Regions from separate parts of the Homo sapiens genome. Here region 2 is linked to region 1. The links are chromatin contacts, found by Hi-C or POLR2A ChIA-PET in ENCODE. All regions are on one chromosome and are shown on one strand. Each heading gives the region's core, a stretch centred on a gene start or an enhancer-like site at or near the end of the contact. The rest is flanking DNA. Distances are from core to core; before and after follow the strand shown. Region 1 has its middle 83 kb from the start of LINC02225. Region 2 overlaps LINC02225 (long intergenic non-protein coding RNA 2225).

Region 1 (3,076 bases), core at 428-2,927:
AAAAAAAAAAAACTGAGAAAATGTATGCCAAATAAAAGGTTAAATTGATCTACTTCTTGCATAAGCAATTGGCTTGCCTACTGACAAAAGATATTATGGATATTTAAATGGCCTTTATGGTTGTTGATTTTACAAGTGATGCACAGATTCACAATACTTCAGACTTTAATACCAAAGCTGCAGAGGAGTAAATTCTCACAACATGTTACACACCATGCACTGAGTCCACTTACACTTCCACCTCCTGCGAACCTTTCAACTGAACAGCAACATCATACATCTTGGTATCGGTGAGGTGCCTCTTTCCCATTGTTTCTGGCTTATGAAGCACTAACATCAGTTTTGAGGGACAAAGCTAGAAGTTAGATATAAAATAAGAAAGAAAAGAAGTTAAAAATGAAGCAACAGAAGTCTGTGTCACTTCAAAAGTCAACTTAGGAAAAGCATTAGATCACTTGGGAAAAGGTGTATTCCACACTCAGCTCATTGATGTTCGATGTGGCTATTGAATTTTGGCATGAAGCACACTGTGATTCAAAAGTGAAGATTGCTTCATACAATTCTGCATTGGAAGGCAATTCTCACCTTTTTTTTCCCCAAGCTGTTCTTCACAGACCTCTCTTGTTTCTTACAGGCTAGATATGATACAGCCCTTCAAGGCAGAAACAGGAGCATTTTCAGAGACGGAAAATTTGTGAATCTCTTGTCTATCTTGGAAAATGGGTACTGAAAATTCCAAATGAATACAAACTAGTTGTAGATCTCTTTGGCACCATTCCAAGCTATGCTGTTGAAAGCATTGACAAGCTTAGAGACAGGAATGGTTAGTTTTGGAGCTTAGACAGGCAAAGGAAGTACTCTCCTTTGGCATATAAAATATGTAGACACAGAAGAATGATCTCAGTCACAGTAGCAGCCTGGTTCTGCTAGGGTTTTTTTTTTTCAGCAGAGACTGTCCCTCAGGTAACAAAAATCCCAAACCAAGACCAGCCATGTGAATGGCAAACCAACCACATTCTCTCGTCTTGGACTTGGTGAGCTTGGACCTTCTACAGCTGTACTCATTTAAAACTGCAGCCTAACAAATATTTCTCACTTATTCATTAAATCAACAAATATCTGTTAAGTTCCTACTAAGTGCCAAGCACCATTATACAATTACTCAAACAATTCCACCTCTAAAGGAGCAGTAGTTCTTAAAAGATGAGGCTTTTTCTGATTTATGGGGTTTCTCTTATTCCTGAAGGCATTAAGAAAAAGTAAAGAAGAAATTTGTTGTGATGAGAATTAGTGCACCAGGTTTATATCCTAGATCCTTGAGAGAATGTTAGTGGTTATTTAAGATGGAGAGGTAAGTAAAACTTGCTCCACTCTGTTCATTCTGTATTTGAGGAATGTACAGAATACTGAAGAAGGGGAGGGGGTAGTGCCAGGCCTCTTTGAAAAGGTGCATATGGACTAATTCCTGCAGAGCCTCCCCATTTCCTTTGTATAAAATGCACAGAAGCCCTGTCCAGCTTTAACCTGACCTGTCTCTCCTTATTTGGATGTGAAGACTGAAGTCAGCCAAGTAGTGTCCCTGGTATTTGTAATTGGCAGAGATGGCCAGGGAAACCACCACTGAGATTTCATAGTTGCATGACTATTGCTGATGAAATGATTCATTTGCCTTAGAATGAATTGCTAACCATGAGGTCAACTTCAGAGCAGTCAACAGCACTCAGCAAGAGACCAATCAGTAGGAGGTGTATTCTTCAAAGATAAGAGTGAATCTTTCCAGTCATACATAGTAAAAGAGAAGTACAGCTAGAGGATATATATTGAACTTTTACCATAAATTTATGAAAGAACCAACTCAGCAGGTCTAGCTAGACTCATATTGACTTAAAGAGCTTGAATAAAAATATGTTTTTTTCTAGAATATAAATAGTTTTGTAGAAAAATAGCAAACAGGAGCTATAAAATGAAATTGAATGAGCTTATATAGGAACTTGAATCTTCTCTTATAATGCCTTAAAATGCTATTTCATGTCATCCTAGAGGTTGAAATGTCTATTAATCAGCTTGCACAGGTTTTACCAGTACCACTGTTAAGTTGTGTCCTTCAGGTATTTTACCCTTCTCACTACTTTTTTTTTTTTTTTTTTTTTTTTTGAGGAGGAGTCTCGGTCTATCACCAAGCTGGAGTTCAGTGGTACGATCTCGGCTCACTGCAACCTCCACCTCCCTGGTTCAAGTGATTCTCCTGCTTCAGCCTCCCGAGTAGCTAGGATTACAGGCATGTGCCACCACACCTAGCTAATTTTTGTATTTTTAGTAGAGACGGGATTTCACCATGTTGGCCAGGATGGTCTTGATCTCCTGACCTCGTGATCCACCCACCTCGGCCTCCCAGGGTGCTGGGATTACAGGCGTGAGCCACCTTGCCCGGCCCTTCTCACTGTTTTGAATCATCAAAATAAATGTTCGATACTGCTTTTTAGTTAGTTAGATTTTATTGACCTTTGGATGACTCTAACACTTGAAAAATCAAGAAAGGATCTAACAAAAGACTAGACCAAGAGGACTCAAGATTCTTCTCATTCATTTTTGAGATGCTTCTTTAATTGATAAATTATATCTGTTTGAATGACCAAGACACAAAAAGTTTTATCATAGAGGATTTTCAAAACAACATAATAGGGAGATTAATATGTTTCCTGGCTTTTCAGAATTTGGGTGGTAGGCTAGTGAGTGCTAGGAACAGCAACCTTTAAAATCATTGGTAATGGTTCCATTATTTGAAGTTTCCCTTCCCTAACCCCACCTTGTTGGTGCAGGCTCTTCATAGCTACTAAGCAGCATTAACAAGTAAGAACACCAAAAATTGTTGATGGTCTTCTCCACCCACTAGAAGATAAATTTCATGTGGGCAAAATTTTGGGTATTTTGTTGGCAGCCGTATATCTAGTATTTGAAACAATGCATATCACTTAGGGAGTACATAATATTTAGGAATGCGTTGAATAAATTCACAGGAAGTTTTCATCTGCCAAGGGATATTGTAGTTCACACTGTCAAATAAATACCCAGGAGC
Region 2 (3,090 bases), core at 346-2,845, 73 kb before region 1:
CTGCATTACATCACAATATCCAAAAATCATAATTGGCTTTTGGTAACCGATATTCTTGTTAGAAAGATAGTTCTATAACATGCTATAATGAATGCATACACTGTTCAAGTTTAAATATACAGGTTAGGAAATACAGCAGCTAGAAGTATCTTTTAATATGGCTACAGTGTATTTTTAATATGGAAGAAATACAATGACCAGAATTCTTTAGTATTTATGAAGTTCTGCAAACAATTGCTCAGTTTAAAGGTTTTTTATGCATTCTACATATAGAAATCCCCTCTTCATTTAAAATAATTCAAGTAGCTAAAGATGTTATCAAAGATTGCATTTTTGACTGTTCATTTCTTAGGTTATGGCACTTGCTGTAGAGTTAACTAAAATATATTGGATACGCAATTTAAAATATGTAAAGAAAAATTACTCAGTATTACATTCAATGATATGCTAGATATGTTTTTAAATGAGAAAAGATTTTAAAATGCTAGCATAAGAATTGAACATTTCTTTGTAAATGCAAAGCCATAGTTTTACTTCATATGAAAAAAATGTCTTGCTGCTTTTGTTGTCTACAGCCCACCATGGAATAAGACAATATTTATCAATTAGGCTGATCAAGTGCTTTTTCTTAAAAAAAACAAACACCCAACTTATAATTTATTTTGTTATGGTCAAATGGTATATTTTATAGATAGATCCTGATAAAGTAATAATTCTCAGATTAAAATCCAGACTTGTTTTTGCAATTTGGAACATTCTGAGAAGACTAGTTGCTACTTACTTCAAATTCTCTTACCTTTGTAGGTGGAATCAGATCTCAGTGATGAGACTCACATGAAAGAAACAGCTTAATCTTAACCTGTATCCTGTAAGTTTAAAATTAAACTATCATTAACCATCAAAATATGGCACTCCTGTAGACAAACTCACATCTATAACTTCCCAAATAAGCAATATATGCCCAATGCAGTATTCTAGCTCTGCAAAACCGTGTTAAATTACACTGACCTCTCTTGTTTCACTGATAAATCAATAGCCTTAAGATGGTGACATTTAAAACCAGTTGAATTATCAAGATTGAAGTAGAGACTGTGGTTCTCTTGGTATCACCACATTATAGCAGCATGACTACTTTGGCATTATTTTAATTTTCTGAGTATATTTTCCCTATTTGGAAAATGAAAATTACTTTGCAGGGTGTCAGGAGAATAAAATGAAACTAGGCAGGTAATTCACCCAGTACGGTGGCTGGGATATAGAGGTCCTCAATAAATGTAACTGTTAAGTGCAGAAGCAGAAGTGGAGGCTGGTGGAATTAAGTGAGCAGGAAGATGGTCAGCTGCAGAATCAAGGTCTGCTTTCTGGACCTGGTGCAGAGCTCCACCTACTGTAGTTGACCTTCCTCTCCAGTGCAGGTTGGAGAGTGAGAGCAGCAGTACAGTGCTGAGGCTAGGCCTCCTACAACTCTGGTACAGCACCAAGCATTTGAATCGTTTTGATTATTCCACACCAACCTTTGGGCATTCTGTACTCACATGTGCTCTCGCCCATTTGTGGTCAGTCAGGGCATGCCTGTGGAATTCCTTTTCCCGTAACAGTTGACTCATGGCAAAGCGCGCTTCATTTGTCAGGTTGCAGGAGAGAAAATTCCAATCATGCTCCAACTTGCAGGGTGGCCTCAGACCCTGGAGGTGAACTGCCCCTCAGAGCACACTGACTTTCGTCTACCCTCCCTTCAAGTCATCTCACCACTTCCTACTCAACCTTCACATATAACACAAATGCTACCTTCTCTGTAGCCTTCACTGACCTGTGTCATCAGTGACAATTGAGAAAACTCCACCTGTGACCTCATGTGACACTGTACATACTGTATCTTTACTATATGACAATTCTAATGTAGTCTTCTGATTACTTGCTCGTGTAACTGTCAGCCTCTACAATAGTTTTTACATCAATCCCTTTAAAGATTGTTCTAAATCTTGGATTTTTCTCATAGTTAAAGCACACACACATCTTAGGAGGATTACAGACATCTTGAAGTAGTCGTTCACTTTTAGGAATCTGTGGATCCAATGTTAGGAACTCCCACTCAAGCCCTGTATATCATCATTTGTGTTTTCTTTGCAAATCACAGCGACTGGAGCAGCATAGGCATTTGAAAAACAAATGAATAAATGAATGAACAAATGACAGTCTACCTAAAAGAATGACAAGATTTGTCCTAAAAATGAATGCAAAAGGATCTACAATTGCCCCAGAGAAAACTGGGTATTAGAGGGCCTCTGGAGAAACTGATCAACTCGTGGTGGCAATACATTCCAAAAAAGGCTTTATAGATTCATTGATCTGATCCGATTTTGATTCTCTTTCTAATGCTGCTGTGTAGTGAAGACCATGGATAGAGGGCAAAATTAGTTACACTCAGTTTCTGAAATACAAGCTATCACAATTTTTCACAGGGGCACAGGTTAAATGAGGGGAGATTATTTTCCCTTTTGGTCCTCTGTTTCTACTGCAGACTATTCAAAGGCAAATGGAGATTAATGTGTTTTGCGTTTTTGGAAAAACGGTGAAACTTCATCTACCAGTCTCTCCTTACAGATGTATCCCATCTGTTTCTGTTGCATGGGATTACAGCTATAGGCCTGGCATTGAAGGTGGTATGCACCCGGAGGGCTACCATCCTTCACATATAGGGGGCTGCAGTAAAAGGCTGGGGCATGGTGGGGCACAGGGAGCACTTTGTTCAGCTTCACAATAATGCCTAAAAGCTCTCAGACTGCGAGTAAACTCATTCTCCCTCATACCTGTCAGGAGAAGCTCTCAAACACTGAGAATTGAGGCTGGCCTCCAAATATCAGTATGAACAGCCCCTTAGAGAAGGGGCCTTTCAATCTATAAAAATCTCTATTTTGTCTTTTGTATGCCATAGCTTTAAGACACAGAAATTATTTCCTCTTCAGTGTTTCACAATATACCTACTTGAATAAGCCTCAATTTGCTTTAAAAAAAAATGAGAGAGAGAAAGATTATACAGAATTATTTTCCTTTGATGGTAAAGTCCACCTTCTCCCAGGGGCAACTGGC

Evidence for each region. A loop is a pair of places that touch in the nucleus more often than their neighbours do. ChIA-PET counts read pairs that join two places held with the same protein, here RNA polymerase II (POLR2A). Pooled maps may share reads with other maps.
Region 2: a loop to region 1 is called in a map of PC-9, with 5 times the contacts of the local background. The contact joins two enhancer-like sites. A Hi-C loop is called at or near these places in 3 of 168 maps with a recorded cell type or tissue (PC-3, PC-9 and mammary epithelial cell) and 3 of 50 pooled maps. POLR2A ChIA-PET finds 5 or more read pairs at or near these places in 3 of 52 experiments (BJ, HEK293 and RWPE1).

The regions. Positions count from the first base shown.
Region 1 is chr5:57,814,857-57,817,932 of GRCh38, reverse strand. No RefSeq gene overlaps it. Among named protein-coding and RNA genes, the nearest start is that of LINC02225, 83 kb to the left of the region's middle. Within about 2 kb of position 1,677, at least 4 of the 41 ENCODE cell types and tissues checked have a DNase peak (open chromatin) inside an H3K27ac peak, as active enhancers do; they include PC-3, PC-9 and mammary epithelial cell, where a contact is called at or near this core.
Region 2 is chr5:57,888,141-57,891,230 of GRCh38, reverse strand. It overlaps LINC02225 (long intergenic non-protein coding RNA 2225), which reads left to right. Exons shown (of 3, transcript NR_109900.1): 3 at 805-900. Among named protein-coding and RNA genes, the nearest start is that of LINC02225, 9.5 kb to the left of the region's middle. Within about 2 kb of position 1,595, at least 6 of the 41 ENCODE cell types and tissues checked have a DNase peak (open chromatin) inside an H3K27ac peak, as active enhancers do; they include PC-3, PC-9 and mammary epithelial cell, where a contact is called at or near this core.